Linked DNA regions of Mus musculus: region 2 is linked to region 1. Evidence: chromatin loops called from intact Hi-C (ENCODE). Cell type or tissue: heart. All regions are shown on one strand. Region 1 overlaps Exoc6b (exocyst complex component 6B). Region 2 overlaps Exoc6b (exocyst complex component 6B).

Region 1 (8,000 bases):
TCTCCAACTGCTTTGTAGCACTATAAACAACAGCTGGGAAATTATAGTAATCTACATGCTCATTAATTAATGAAAAGATTGTTTAGTATAGATAAACAATGGAAAACTATCCTTCCATAAAAGTAAATGAAATGCTATCACATTTTTACATGGGTGGACATGAAGATCATTACATTAAATGAAAACAAGCCTGGAACAATGTGCCAGTACTACCTGATCTCACTACATGTAGAATAGGAAAAGCTGACCCCGTGGAACTTGAGAGAATAGTGGTACCAGATACCTGGCTGGTTATCTGACATTTTATCCATGCTGGATATCTGGAACTTTCATACTCAATAAATGTCAAAAAAGCAAATAAACAAACAACAACAAAATCCACAGTTTAAATAATTAAGACAGTTTTTCGTACATGAATTCAAATACAATCTGAACAGCTATGAATTTCATAAATAAGCACACTTTAAAATTTTTGAGATAGTTTTGGTGCGTAGTTCAAATTGCCTTTAGACTCTGGTTCCTCCTGACTTTTTCACCAATGCCAGGGTTATAAGTGTGTGCCACCATGCCCAGCCTATGGCCTATATTTCATATCTCAAACAAACATTTTTTTAAAAAGCACAGTAACTTAATACCTATTGTGTTTTATTTGAGGCTCAGTGGGAAATCAAACAGGTCAATGAACTATGAGAACCTCAACCTAAAATAGCCCAGTCATGTTAGCTGCTGGTTGGTTTCAAGCACCTTGTGTGGTCCTTGGGCTTTTTCAAGCAGTGCCTTCTTGGGGTATCCTACATCTTACTCACTCAGTTCTTCTACAGCTGTTTATTAGTTTATCTCACAATATGGAAAAATATAGAAGCTCTAAATAAGATGAGTTATGAGAACAGGAACCATGCTTTTACTGGGGAAGTCTGGATTCAGTAAACAGATCATCCACTCCAGTGTCAAGTCCTAAATGACCACCTCTCGACTAGTGTTTCTCAATATTTGGCTCGCAATTCCTTTAGGGGTTAAACAATCCTTTCACAGGGGTCACTGAAGACCATTGGAAAACATAGATCTTTACATTAAAATTCATAATAGTAGCAAAATTAGTTATAAGGTAGCAACAAAAATAATTTTTTGATTGGGAGTCACCACAACATGAGAAGTTTATAAAGGGTTACAGCATTAGAAAGATTGAGAATCACTGCTTTAAACCATGGCTTGTTTGAGCTATAGAAATTCAAGAAAGTACAGAATCCACCAAGTTCAAAACTTAGACTTTACATGCTCCCAAAATGTAAAATAAGCCCATTCTACCTGTAAGTTTAAGAAGCACTCTTCATGACACCTGCTATTAAGAACCAAAACCATGCATGAACTTCAGCTATGAAATCTGCTTCTGTTAAGAGGATCATTGGTATGCATGTTAATTACATAACTGCTCCAATAAACTAACCCCACCCCAAGAACAAAAGGAAGGTCCTTTGTCTTATGTGTGATCTTGTGTGCTAAGTCACAGGCATTGGCTACAGTCACTGATGCCCCTCACACATGATATTAAAACTACCTAATATATTAAAACAGTATCCAGAAAGAAGACAACTTAGGTATGGTAAACATAACAAAAAATTTTCTGTTTTCAAAGAAATATGACAGAAACAAAATAGATTATAGGAACATAATATAAAATATAAAGGAGAAGAAAAAATCATGTCAGCTATGTCTCACTGGCTACCTGAGATGGAGGAAATATAAAGATAGTACAATTTTCCAAGCGCTGTCTAAAGGAAGAAGGTGGGGCTGGGTGGATGACTCAGCCTGCAAAGTACCTGTCTCACAGGATGGATCTGAGTCCATGAGCACAGACTTGCATACACACACACACACACACACACACACACACACACACACACACGCACACATCTGCCACAGGGGCATATGGTCAATCCCAGCATAGGGGAAGCAGTGACAGGTGAATCCCCAGAGATCTGACCGGCCAGCCTAGCCAAAGCAATGAGTTCCAGGTTCATTAAGAGAGCCTGTATCAAAAGGTAAACAACAGTGGAGGAAGACATCAAATTTCAGCCTCTGACCTCCATGTGCATGTACACCTGCATGCACCTGTGTACATACCCAAACCTCACTAAACACACACACACACACACACACACACACACACACACACACACACACATACACACACACAAATCAATAGATTAAAAACAACAACAACAACCATCTGGAACCCATCACGGGAGAGCACACTGGCTAGCAGAATACACCATGAACAACCGGAAGGAAAATGCAGAGATATAGGGAGAGATAAGGCGAGAGTCCAACGCAAATTACTTATACCAGGCACAAAAGTTACTTTATTCAGCAAATAATTAGAAACAACACAGTTTCAATTTATATTACGATTGAGATTAAACTGTATTTACCATCACTCAGTGTCATATGTAACTGTCTTGCTTCCTTTGTTGGAGCCTGAAGTCATCATATGCTGTGTGTAAAATTGTCTACGTGACATCGTTGCTTAGCATACATGAAAACACGCAGCTAAGCACACACGAGAAGTTCAGTTATCTGCAAATAAGCTTTGGTTTTACTCATTTATCTTTCTCTCTTTCTTTTTTTCTGTTGTTTTATTCAGAGACAAGTGATATATATGCCCATGGGTAATAAGGTCACGGGGTTAAACGAGCATTATGACAATTAGAACAAACCAGAGCCCGTTAGTCTACGTTGCAGGAAGGTTATCAGGAGAAATGCTCTTCCTGTGTCCTTATCAATGCAGTGCACAAAGTATTTGCCCTCAGCTCCTTCTCTGTGATCTACACAGTGTTTACTCCTATCTAACCTCACCAGGCACTGGTGGTCAGTGGCTCTCTGAGGCCCTGCGACACAGTAGGAAAGTGGCAGGAATCTGCAAAGTGTCAGAATAGACTCTTAGCTGCTAAACACTTCAGGACAAAACTGTTCACACTTCAAAGAAAAATCTCTAAAGAAAATACATAAAATGTGCTCTTACTACTTAAATGTATTCCAGATCACCATGGGAAGAAAGTAGAATGTGTCTGGCTCTTTTCTGTCTAAGTTGGTTCCTTAAAGGTATAACTATGTGTCTTAGATACTGTGGGAATATACAAGAATGTTTTAAGAGGGAAAATAAAATCCATGAAAATTAGAATAAAACAATTACAACGTGGGGCAAGTGGAATCTGGCCTAAAGCATATAGAATCACCTAGAGTTCTTAAAAATAAAGTTCCAATAGATAATCAGACATGAACAACGCTATTCTAGATCTGCAGAGAGCACCCACTTCCCCTTCTATTCCTGCTCCCAGGACGTTTTAGAAACAACTCTCTGGGTCTCTTACAAAGCAGCTTATCTCTAGATAAACTAAATTATGAGCTTATTGAAAAGTTGTTCTGATTATCTTGTATCTTTCAGCATAATCGGCCACATATGATAGCTTTAAAAAACATAACTTTAGGAGCAGATTTTTTTTTTTTTTTTTTAGTTTGTAAACATTTTATTCCAACTACCTGAGGAATCAACATTTTTTCTTTTTTATTTAAATATTTTTTATTACGTATTTTCCTCAATTACATTTCCAATGCTATCCCAAAAGTCCCCCATACCCTCTCCCCACTCCCCTACCCACCCATTCCCACTTTTTGGCCCTGGTGTTCCCCTGTACTGGGGCATATAATGTTTGCGTGTCCAATGGGCCTCTCTTTAAGTAAACTTCTTGTGTGATAATTTCATACATATTCTGATGGCTCTCATCCCAGTCCCCCCAGCCCCCTCAGGCCCCACCCTCTCAACACCTGTCCTGCTAATTTCTTTCCCACATTCATATCTTTGTGTTTGTGTTCCTCTGATTTTGATTAGGGCCTTCTGTGTGGCCTTGAAGTTGGAAGAATGCATTGGAAAGTGGTGGGTATGACAAAGCATACAAAACTAAAGACAGTAGTTCCCCTGTCCCAGAATCCGCCCAGTAGCCTACAGTTTAGCAGTAGAGGTAGGGTCCCATGAGCCACTCCCCTATTCACAGCTGACTGCTCAGGGGCCTTGTCTTGTGGAGGACCAGTACAAGGAATTGCAGCTGCTTTGAGTCCACGACTGCACGGTTTTGTTGTGTCTAAAGGATGGGATTTCACTACCCTTCTTCAAGCTTTTACATGCTAGCTTCAGATGTGACAGTGTAAATGACGAGTTGGGAGCTGAGCCATCATCTAACACTCGCTGCTGTCTTTCAGTCTTTACAGAATCAAGAAGTTGAGAATAAGTAAGACTGCTAAAGCTAATCATTTTGTTGAATTTACAACTCCAATAGGGTCACAAACTTTTCAACTATTTATTTTCCAAAACATTTTAGTTAATAGTCAACTTCTATCAAAGTTCATTAACAAATTTTAATAAGAAATTTAACATTCACTAAGATGCGTCACTCAGAGCTGCTCATACCTATTTCTAGTTTCCGGATTCTTTCCTCCTGTTGCCTGCTGCTCTAAGATCATGGTTGTCACTTTCCCCAGCTACCGCTGAAGGCCACACCAGGGTAAATCTGCAGATTAACATTGGGAGGTCACATACTATCTTGACCCCTGGTGGGGAAGAAAAAAAGTGGGGGAAACATGTTCCAAGAAGGTTCCTCCCCACCCCATGCTATCTTGGCTACCACTGGGGTAGAAATGAGATAAATTCTAGGCCTGATACTGATTCACTTCTAACTACAACTGAGTCTGAGAGAGAGAGAGAGAGAGAGAGAGAGAGAGAGAATGAATATGAGCTGAAACTTAACACATTTTCTTTCTAACAGTTCTGTGCTGGATATTGCTAATATATGTGGTCATAAAACAGCTATTAGCTCACTTGCAGAGGATATCATATTCTTAAGAAAAAAAGCAGGTCATCAGCTTGTCATAAAGAAAGGCTGCCTGGAGAATAGAGATTTATGACAAGGCAACAGACTCCTTTTCAAATACATCTTACATTTAGACTAGGTAAGGCTTCTAAAACAACAGAAAAATCAAGATGGCAAGATGCTCTCAGGGGCCTTAACACAATGGGTACTCAAGTAGACCTGGCATTAGCTATTCTGGGGCACAGATGTGTACTCAGCAGATTGCTGCCTCTGTAATAATACAGAGAAACACTCCACTCTTTCCTATACTTCTCTACAGTCTCCTTAGGCTACTGAAGAACAGAACTGCAGTTCTCAAGATTCAAGTAATAATAAGGGGTTGGTGTTGTACATTAAGAAACATCTGGATTACTGCTAAAATTGCTAACCAAAGATGTCAGAAATCTAGAAAGAACGCTTTTTATTATAACACACATGCATAAAAATCATAAATCAAAGGTGTACATTTTGTCAACATTTTTAATATGGGAATTTAAATTGTTATAGATCATATCATATAGATAACTGGAGACCACAATGCCACTAGGAAGGAAGATTATAAGTGAAACCCAAGAAATAGAGGCTCTGGCTTTATTCACAGGCTTGCTCTTCTGTGAAACCATAATACCTAAGCATCTTGTTATATGCTGTGCATAAGATGGATTGGCATGGTTAACCTCAAGATAACTTAGAAAGATGCTTCGGTATATAAAGGAGCTTAAAGTTTATGCAAATCCCTACTGGACTGAAGTTGATTTGAAGGCTGCAACCCATAAATATGGCAGATAACCTTGGGTCACTAAAGGTTTCATAAAATATGCTAGGCAGACTCATTTATGTATTCACTAGACAGACAGTCCATCCATCTTTACAGGAACAATGCACAATGTACAAGAACCCCGTTATTATCCATCACTTCCTTAACAGGAGAACTTTGAGATTGTTTTTTCCTTTAAAAAAAAAATGTTTTTTTTCTCTAATGACTCTGATGTTTTATTTTCTCACCTGCCGATCTTTAAACTATATGTTTTTAAGCTGTAAATTGAAGATTTAAACCATATCAATTGTTTAAAACAATTCTACACAATACATCTACCTTTGCTCCCACACACTTCGATTGTATGATTACATCAAGGCCCAAGTCTCCACCATTATCTGACCCTTGTTCACTTTCTTCCCTCCCCTCCACCCACCAAACTTTGTCCTTCCTGTCAAAGTTCAGCACTTCCTAGAAAAGTCTCACTGCCTGTTTGATATTGTACTTCACTTCAGTCACCAGAGGAAGAGTTACAGGTGCTTGGCCCCATCTATAAGACCATGACCGAAATCTGACCTCCTGTTACAATACATGAACTTCTGCCCTACTGATAAGGCTGGCAGATATAAGTAGGATTTTTCAAATAATCCTTTGGGAATTTATAAGCAGCACAACCATAAAGGGGGGTGAATGGAAGGTCGGTTTCACTAAAAATAATAAATATTGCCATGTTTATTCAAAGTGTGCCTTGTTATGCTCCAGGCCAAAAGTTCAGATAAACACTATTGTAAATGACAAAATATTAGAACTTTTTGTTACTTGTGTTATGATCCTTCCGTTGGACAGCAACAGAGCTGCCCCAACCCCCACTACGTAAGTCCCTGCCCTGGCAGTGAATAATATGTCCTGAGATGAAAATATTGGATTTGCTTAAGGATCAAAAAAAGGGTGGTTATCTCTTACAATCATAAACAAACACTGACTATTATATATTTCTAATATTAATTAGTAAGGCAAAAACAAAAATACCAGATTAAATTAACATTGTACCTGCCCTATTGATGAAGAATCCACTAGACTATGATGACTGGTACAATAAACACAGAGTTACACACCAGGCCCTACATAAATGTGGAGAACAGATCTGCTGATTTCAGTCTGCAATATTAGGAAAAATTTGCTGGAAGATAGGTATGAAATAAGTAAGAAATGTGAAATTAAAGTGAAACAAAATTTTTAAAACTCAATGAAATGAGAGTAGTGACTGATAGAAGGGCTAATGTGCAGAAAGGATGACAACCACAGCATGCTTCAGAAACTAAAGGCAAGATGATAAGCAATAGGAAATGTGGAAGACCTCTAAAGAGCCATGACTGGCTTTGTTCTTCGACATTTCAGTGTCTTACAAGATAGATGGTCAGTAAAATGAAGCAGGTAGTCCATGCTAGACATGGCAGGAGCTCCCTGATGGTAGAGGGAATACTGTTTTCACTATTAGGGTAGAGAAATAAAGTGAGTGTTTAACCAGCTATGATTAATATGTGAATGAAGGCAATGGCCTATGATAATAAAATTCAATTATATTCACAACATCTACAGGTCAAGATATGATACTCAGGAAAACCCAATAACAGTGTAGATTTCTAACTGGTGATAAGAAAAAAAATATGGCTTTCTTAATTTTATTCAGAAGCCTGCAGGGCCAGTGAAGTGTAAGAGACACATTGATGCTAAGTTTCCACCACCTGTAGAAATCTCCATAAAGTTGAGTGCAGTGGTTTTCTTTGTTTGTTTGCTTGTTGCTGTCGTCATTAGGGGAGACAGAACCCAGATCCTCACTCAATGCTAAGCACATACTCTACTGCTGAGCCCATGCCCAGATCTAGAGCATGCACCTCTAGCAAGAAACAGAGCAGTAGCACAAGCAGAACTCTGGGAATAGTGAAGGGCACAAAGATGAGCTGACAAACACCAAAGCAGGCAGCAAATGGTTAAATAAAGATGCCAGTAGACAGCCAGTAGCTGGGCAGAAGAGACATAGGCTTGGGGTGTGAGGAGACCATGAGGAGAAAAAAGAGGTGGAGAGAGGAGAAGACACCATAGGATAAGAATCTTAAAGTCATGGCCATGAGGGCTGGCCAGCTGGAGTTAAGAGCAGTACAGAGAGAGCCGAGTAAGTAGTCACTGGGAGTTGTTCATAGGAAAGTAGATTCTAAGAGCACAGAGAGAGATATCTGCCCAGATTTAATGCTGATAAAGGCTTACTATAAATTTTTTAATAAGAGAGAGAGGCTAGCAGAGAGGAAGAAAACCATGCTATAAAAGGGAGAAAATAGACTAAG
Region 2 (8,000 bases), 250 kb before region 1:
TTCTGTGAGAAAAAGCATTGTTTCTCCCTACTGTTTATCTAATCACACATATCAGTATGACCTTCTGTGTACTTACTATGGCAGGATATAATCCATTATAGTCATTATTTTGTTGTCTGTTGTTCCAGCTTTAGTTACTAGGGATTCTTTGGCACTGGTCTCTATATTTTTGACCTGACTCTTTTCTATTTTGAATACTTCCTTTCAGGTTCTCCGAGATGTTCCAAGCTCACCTTCTATCGTTCATGGCCTCCCACCTTAATCAATCTCTTATGTGAGGTGCTTTGGTGCTTTCTTAAGAAGAATGTTATTTAGAAGCCAAGATCTGCACAGGGTACACTTTTTTTTTTCTGCTGGGGGATGCTTTACTAAAAGCCTCTTTGGTAACAGAGCTAAAGAAAGCATGTGTGTACCCACCCGTACTGCTTTACTCATGGGTGCATATGTAGCAAGGCCACAAGTCCACACTGAGGTCTCCAAGTCCAATATATCACTCAGACCCATTCTAGTCTTGCCCCCTTTCCTGACTGATTACTTCTTTTTCTAAAAGATTATTACACTAGTTGGCTTATTTCTTCAATTCTAGCATAAAGTGTTTTCAGAGTTCCTAACACACACCTGTCAGACACAGGTTTACCAACTAGAGCTCAGAGCTTGGACATGGCGCTTGCTTTAGCCCTTGGTGGTTTGTAGTCACTGAGATAAGTGTTTCCTTTAAGCATTTGCTGTGATGACTTTCATCTGGGTTGTCCTTCTTCCCGCTACGTCTGCACTCAGTTACATTCTGCTTAACTTCAATTGTTCACTTTGTGGCATATGAAATAAAGCTGTAGTTCTAGAAGTGAAAGCCACATAGGAAGCACAGAAGTGAGGCATCTCTGCTCACACTTACAATCCACTACAGTCATCATTCTGGAGTTATTAGTGTAGGCTCGCCCACTCTCCATTCTCTCTGCTCCTTTCCCATCTACTTCTGCAGGTAGCACAGCTCGTTTTATTGTGCTTCTGTTTTTGGACAAACAAGCAGATGTGTTTTCTCATGCTTTCCTCTTTCTCATATGAAGGGCACACCTTCACAGGTGGACCTTTCCTCCTATATTTGAATTGAATACCTAAAGTTTTCCTTAATCAATGATTTTGCATACAAACACTGTGGGTTTTTTTTTTTTTTGTTTTTGTTTTTTAAGAGTTGACAGACCACATATAAGATTTGGGGAGCATTTTACTGCCAACCTGGGTGATTAAATACCAACATTTCTGGAGTAGGACACAGTGATAAGTTAGAGCTAATTTGATCAAAGGAGAACTCAATCAGTCATTAAATGGTACTTTGATCTCAAACAGGTAATTTGTTTAGGATATTCATTCAGAACAGGAGAATTAAACCAGTGTAGCAGTTTGTGATATTTCACAAGTTATTATCATAATAACAACTCTTTATCATATACAAATATGCACCTCTGTGGGACAGCACATAGAAGAGCCCCGTGCTGCACAGCTGCACCAAGTGGAGACCTTGCTTTGCTGAATGCTATATTTCTTCATTATTTTGAGCTTCCTCTTGTTTAATATTAAGTTGTGATTCTGATTCAGGATGGCAGGGAGAAGAGAGAGGCAGAGGACAAGTAGTATTTAACAATAAGGATGGCTTCCTGGCCTGCATTCTCAAAGAGGTTGTAGCCGTTTCTTTGTTTGTTTTTAAATCTTCACTGATTCTATTTCAAGTTAGGAGCTCCTCTGAAGCTAGGCCAAACTTAAAGACCTTCTCTTTTGCATTTGTAGCTGAGAGAGACTAGAAAAATCCAAAGGCATGAAAAGCAAAATCTTTTCCCAGGTGTAGCTCCCTAGACAGAGAAAAGCCAGGTTCTAACAGCAGGACAAATGCAAAGTTCCAGGAAAGACTTGGGGTGGGACAGTGTAAAGATAATGCAGGTCTGCTGACCTTTGCAGTGTGACTAGTTCACACACATCTTCAGCACAAAAGATACTAAAAATTCTGGTAGATGACTTGCTGTGGCTAATGATGGCAATCCCAAAGAAGCTTTACAATTTAGTATTGAATCAAGCTCTCTGGGTACCTGTCTACTCCTTGGGCAGAAAGAACTACACAGAAAGCCTGGTAGAGGGTACAGCCTGTGACTCCTTCTGGACTCAGCTAGTTACTATGCCAATTCACGGAAAACGAAGATTGTTGGATGCTTTCTGCCTTCCTTGCTAATTCTTCAGCTATGAACCTCCTCTCCCAGGATGTGATGTTAATAATCTTCACTGTCAGTTTGACTGGATTTAGAATCACCTCACTGTATCTGTAAGTGTATTTCCAGAGTGGTTTAACTCCGCACAGAAGATCTGGCATATGTGTAGTTGGATACCCACAATGAACCTAAGGGGAGGAAGGGGAAGGAAGGCATGGTGAGCACCATCATCTCTGCTTCCTGACTGGGTCAATGTGACTAGCTGCCTCACAATCCAATTGCCACGCCGGAGCCATTCTTATCGCCCCTTCCCTGCCATGAGGGACTGTTCCCTCAAACCATGAGCCAAGAACAAGCACATGTATTTTCTCATACTCGACTTTTTCTAATATGAAGGGCACCCCATAGCTACTCTCCTGTACTTTTCCTCCCATGGAACTATATTTGAACTTAACATCTAGAAGCTTTTCTCTAATTAATGATTTAGCATATAAACACTGTGTGTGTGTCTCTCTTTCTCTCTCTCTCTCTGTGTGTTTAAATAAACTAGAAGTCATGTTTAAGAGATGATAGACCACAAAGGAAACAATGCATCTGCATCTTGCTTAGGTTATTTTTGTGAGGTCTTTTGTTGTAGGGAGAGTAGCAGCTCCCCAAGGGTGAGAATGACATATATCCCGTGACATCTCCACAGCACTGAACAATATACTTCTAGATTCCTAGCCAGGTTCCCAATAACTACATATTAAAAGGAATACAATAGGTGAGCTGACATTTTATAGCAACAACACTGGGCAGATGATGGGCCAAAACTTACAATTTGTGTTTTCCCAAACCAATCTGACAAGTGGGCCAAGCTAGGGTCCTTCCAGCTGGCACTAGGGGAAGACTGCCTGAGGACAAAGGAAGCATCAAACTGAGGGGAGGCATCCATACTGGGACGGAGCCCAGTCTTGGCTATCTAACCTCAGGGTTCCAAGGGAAGACACCCATGAGCAGCACAGAAGAGGATGCTGGTCATGGTTGCACAGGCTCTACTAGATAGCACGGGCCCAACCTCAAGTTGGTAACATCTCTTCCTTCTAGCATGCTATATAGATTCCACAGAGAACAAAGAATGGTAGGAATGAAGGTAGGTATATACAGCAATGGACACTTTGACAGGAGCCCACACTCTGCTTCTCATAGCTCGATCTGCTGACAAGTTTTCTGTTGAACAGGCCCACTGATTTCTGTAAAAACTGTGCTCTGCAAACAGGACTGTCCTTGAGGTGAAAGGAAAACATGAGTGTGTACCTTATAAACATCCAAAAGAATTCTTCATGCTAAACAGGATAGAGTACAAGATTATAATGTTAGCATGTTTTCCAAGATATTTATATAACCTCACAAAATTCTAAATATGCTGTATCTTCTGTAAGTAGTTTCCTTATAGAAAGGAGCAGGACCATTGGAACACTAGGCAGGAGTCCCTTGCTCCCTGACAGCCTGACAGGATGAACTCATCACATCATCATAAGACATTTTTCTTTATCTACGCCATACAGGTACTTTTCAGGAGGCAGCAGGGCATACACAGTAAGAACAAATACAGGCCCAGGGTTCCCCAACTGAGAGTTTGACCAAAGATAATGCTTCTATCAACAGCTGAGGGCAGACCCAGGGAGACGGTAGAGAAACTGCTGAACAGAAGACCTGACCATGACCCATCTGTGTTTATTGCCAGGATTTCCCCTGACCCCATGCCCTTAGCCATACAATTCAAAGAACAGCTTTGGCTTGCCTCCTGCATGACCCCAGAAATGTTTCCTGATACAGACATCTGGGCAAATGTCAGAACAGGAACAAATGACTTTAACAAACATACTGCCAACAATGTAGCAGGCACTCCTGGGTACTGCACAGGGAAGATGGTGAGATGCCATGTCTAGACTTGAACTGAGGCTGGTAAATGAGCAGATGCAGAGTAATGCACACTAAGATACTTTAAGAAGATGGCCCAGTTCATACGAAGGGCTTTGAGACCCTATCCAGACATGTGGGGATTGGCAGGGGTGAGGGGATGCCAGGCGAGGAAGCTGACAAGGGTGTCTCTTGAGAGTACTTTGGAAATAACTAGGAGAAAGAAAGCAAGGGACAAATGGCCTTGATGTTAAGGGCACGGAGTTTCAGCTGGCAGCCTCTCTACTTGCTTTTATCAAGAATGCTCCCTGATATTTTCTAGGGCAGATGGAAAACTATAATCACTACCCCCACCCCTTTTAAAAAATAAAGTTTTATTGGAAGTTTAGTGTTTACTAGCTTATCTATGGCTGTTTCTGTGTAGTAATAGTTGAGGCCAGTAGCTATGACGAATGCTACCATATGCTAGGAAAGCCTAAAGCTGTACTCTTGGACTTTTCAGGGAAGTCTAGCTTTAGATCCAGGTCAAGAAGGGCAGTTTGTGTGTGTGTGTGTGTGTGTGTGTGTGTGTGTGTGTGTGTGTGTTGTCTCTCAAGATGTGATATCTCTCATATCTATTAAATTAAAGAAAAGAAAGACAAGACACTTAATCACAAGGAGGAGGTAAGAACCTCATTATTATAGGCAAGCCCCTCAAGATACAGAAGCATCTGCAGAGAAAGGAGGAGAAATTTGGGCAGGTAGTTAAGAGGCAGATCTGGAAGAGAGGCAATTTAATGAACATGTATGTGAAGGGCTAAAAGACATTGCTAATGGTCCTGGGTAACTATGGAGACCTGGAAACTGAGTAAGGAGGTTTTTCAAAGCTGTTGCTGTCTAGTTTAGACAGATCTCTGGTTCCCTCCCGATGCTTGAGTAAAGGCTGGCAGGCTGGCCAGCCTCTCTCCTGCCTCTTTCTGCATGTATCAAAGCACAACTAGAGAGCTGCAAGCTTCCTGCAGAAACAGAAGCCCAGGAGGCACCAAGATGGACAATATACAGGGGCTCACAGCAGCCCACAGGAGGCTTCTGGATTTTCACCGGTGACAAAACTGGGACTAGAGAACCCTCCTGGGCTCTCTGGATCTCTACTCAAACCTTGCGACAATGGCCATGCTGCAAGCTGGCTCCAGGAGCTTCTAGAAGGGTCTGCCCCACCCCCTTTTCCCTCAGCAGGAAGAGGGAAGGGAAAAAGCAAGTCATGGGTGTGTGGCTGATTTCTTACTGTTCCCATATCCCTACCACTTGCATGTAAGCATCAGGAAGCTCTGTCAACTAAGCAACAGTACTTTCTCCTGAAAGAAAACAATATGTCCAGAAATATTTATTTACTTTAATGATAAATGATAGATGTTTGTTTCTAGGTTGCCTCTCTAGGCCCTTCCCTTCTAAGGCTATCTTGGCAGAGCAAGGGAAAGATAGGTAGGCTGAAAGTGCCTTCACAGTTGTGTCTAGCTGGGCACACAGGAGCTTCTGGAGGCCCCTAGTATTAAACACTCCTAGTGATGCTGCCCAGTGGCTGTGTCTCATTTTTTGGAGGGGACAAAGGCAGGGCCTTGCTAGTATACTACTGTATGGCTTAGGGACTCCATTACTGAGTTGTTAACTCAACTACCACACATTCCCCAGCCCAAACCGAGCAGATTTAGGAGCATCTCTGCAAAGGGGCCATAGATAGAAGTGTTTCGACAGTGTAAGCATAAGCAAGCATCAAAACAATGACAGAATTCAAGAGTCTTAACCACAATACAAACTCTGTATCACCTACTTTAGAAAGTAAAATCCATTGGATGTGACAAACAGCCCTTACAATTAAAATGATCAGAAAATATATTTAAAATATGATTTATACCCAGAGCTATGAGTGATGAACTCTTCTTAGCCTATATAAAAAATACAAACCTTGAAATATTAATTAGCATTAAGTATGTATATGCAAGTAAATATGCACACACATATACAATGTGTGCACATATACACAGAGGTCTATAAAGGTGATGATAATGCTCTATATCAAACTGCAGTGGGAATAAGATGTGGCTTAGGATATCTTTTGTATTTATTCACGTCTATAGTTGATTAATAAATTGTCATAAATATAAATATACATTAAAGGCAAATCTTTGAATTTTATTTTACCAATAGTGGTGCTCAATGAAAAGTTTGGAGAAACTGGCTAGAATATACAAGGAAAACTATTATAACTATGTGTTTTGGAGCATACCTGCAATCTCAACACTTTGATGGCTGAAAAAGTGGGGATCATGAGTTCAAGGCTAGTATGGGTTACACAGTGGGTTACAGGACAGGCTGGGTTATATGATAAGATCCTGTCTCAAGAAACAAAACAAAACAAGCAAGAAAACTATCATATAAAGTCATAATGAATGGCTTTGGTCCTTACCATAGATGTGTAAATTAAGAAAAAGTTGTAGACCTTCTGTGGGTTGCAATTACAAATCCCAGCCCAGGCACTTTCTCTAGGCCTAAGAAAACATGCCGAATACTAAGATAGTAAAGTAGAGAATGCTCTTACACACTGGTAAGCTGAGAATAAATATAACCCAGGACATATAGTTGGGTCTGGCCAGAAGGCTAGTGATTGCTAGCTTCTTCAACCTTTTGTTTCCTCATTTGAGGAGGTAGAGCTGAATAAAACTGAATTTGGAATTTCACTGCCAAAAGCTGGAACTAATCAATAGACTGATAAAAGAACCAAGAGCTGCTCTTTGTCGCTCCTCTGAAAACTTCAGTTTCATAAGGAATCGTCCCCTCACACCTGCAGTATATTAGCATTACTTCTTGGTAATGCTAGAATGCTATCCTTATAGAGTTAAGACATTTTCTCTTCCTTTTAATTATAGTTGCTAATTATATTTTAGTTACTAATTATTATTTTAAATTAAATATAATTTAATTATATGTGTGTGTTCATATTTCCTCAAGCTCACTTTGGAAACAGGTGGTAAAACAACTTGCTAAAAAGTTCTAACTAGCCTAGCACCTGCCCCTGAGAGTCAAAGGTGACACCTAGACATCAAGTTCTGTATGTGAAATTCCCAGTGAGGAAGAATAAAAACTCAGGAGATTGACAGTTCCATTCTGTCAGATTAAAGGGAAGAAAACAGGGAATTGTAAGCAAACCGACTAATAGAAGCCAAGGAACAGAAGTAGGAGGAGCAGAGAGACCTGATAATGGGAACATCTACCACATGGCAAGTGCTAGGTATGTATCTTGCTTACTTATGGTACATAACGCTCAGAAAAGCCAACACTCATAGGTATTACTGCCATTTAATAAACTGAAATGAAACCTGTGAAGGATTAAACATGGATTGGTGAGTCGGGGCAATAGCTCAGTGGGTAAGAGTCTTGCCATGCAAACATGAGGACCTGAGTTGGTATCCTTATAACCCACGTAAACCTGGGTGCACTGAAACAGGAGGTGGAGATGGGAGAATCCCAACTTGGTGCACATTAACAAGCAGCAAGGTGGAAGGTACAAACGGACACCCAAAGTTGTCCCCTGTCCTCCACATGAGTGCTATGGAATTCACGCTGTTTAAGTTACTTATTTATTGTCACGATAAGACAATGTGACAAGGGCAACTTATAGAATAAAGAGTTTATTGGGGATTATAGTTCAGAGGGTGAGTCTATGGCCATCATAGTGGGGAGCAATGAAGCAGGCAGGCAGACATGGTGCTGGAGCAGCAGTTGAAAGCTTACAACTAGGATGACGCAGAAAGAGAGCAAGCTAACTGTATTTTGAAATCTCGAAGCCCAGCCCCAGTGACACACCTCCTCCAACAATGTCACACCTCCTTATCCTTCCTGGGTCAGCAGTATGAAACTTCTAAACAG

The links. A loop is a pair of places that touch in the nucleus more often than their neighbours do. Peaks named below come from ENCODE experiments on the same cell type or tissue, not always from the same donor. Only the 100,000 strongest peaks of a DNase experiment are listed, where the experiment ranks them.
Region 2: a loop joins it to region 1, with 1.8 times the contacts of the local background. A loop is called at or near these places in 2 of 42 quality-filtered maps.

The regions. Positions count from the first base shown.
Region 1 is chr6:84,880,560-84,888,559 of GRCm38, forward strand. The region is part of intron 8 of Exoc6b (exocyst complex component 6B); the gene reads right to left. Among named protein-coding and RNA genes, the nearest start is that of Exoc6b, 180 kb to the right of the region's middle. In heart, no CTCF peak of the experiment used is centred here; no DNase peak of the experiment used is centred here; H3K27ac peaks cover 2,282 bases.
Region 2 is chr6:84,626,538-84,634,537 of GRCm38, forward strand. The region is part of intron 20 of Exoc6b (exocyst complex component 6B); the gene reads right to left. Among named protein-coding and RNA genes, the nearest start is that of Cyp26b1, 37 kb to the left of the region's middle. In heart, a CTCF peak has its summit at 4,074; DNase peaks (open chromatin) are centred at 3,944 and 5,264.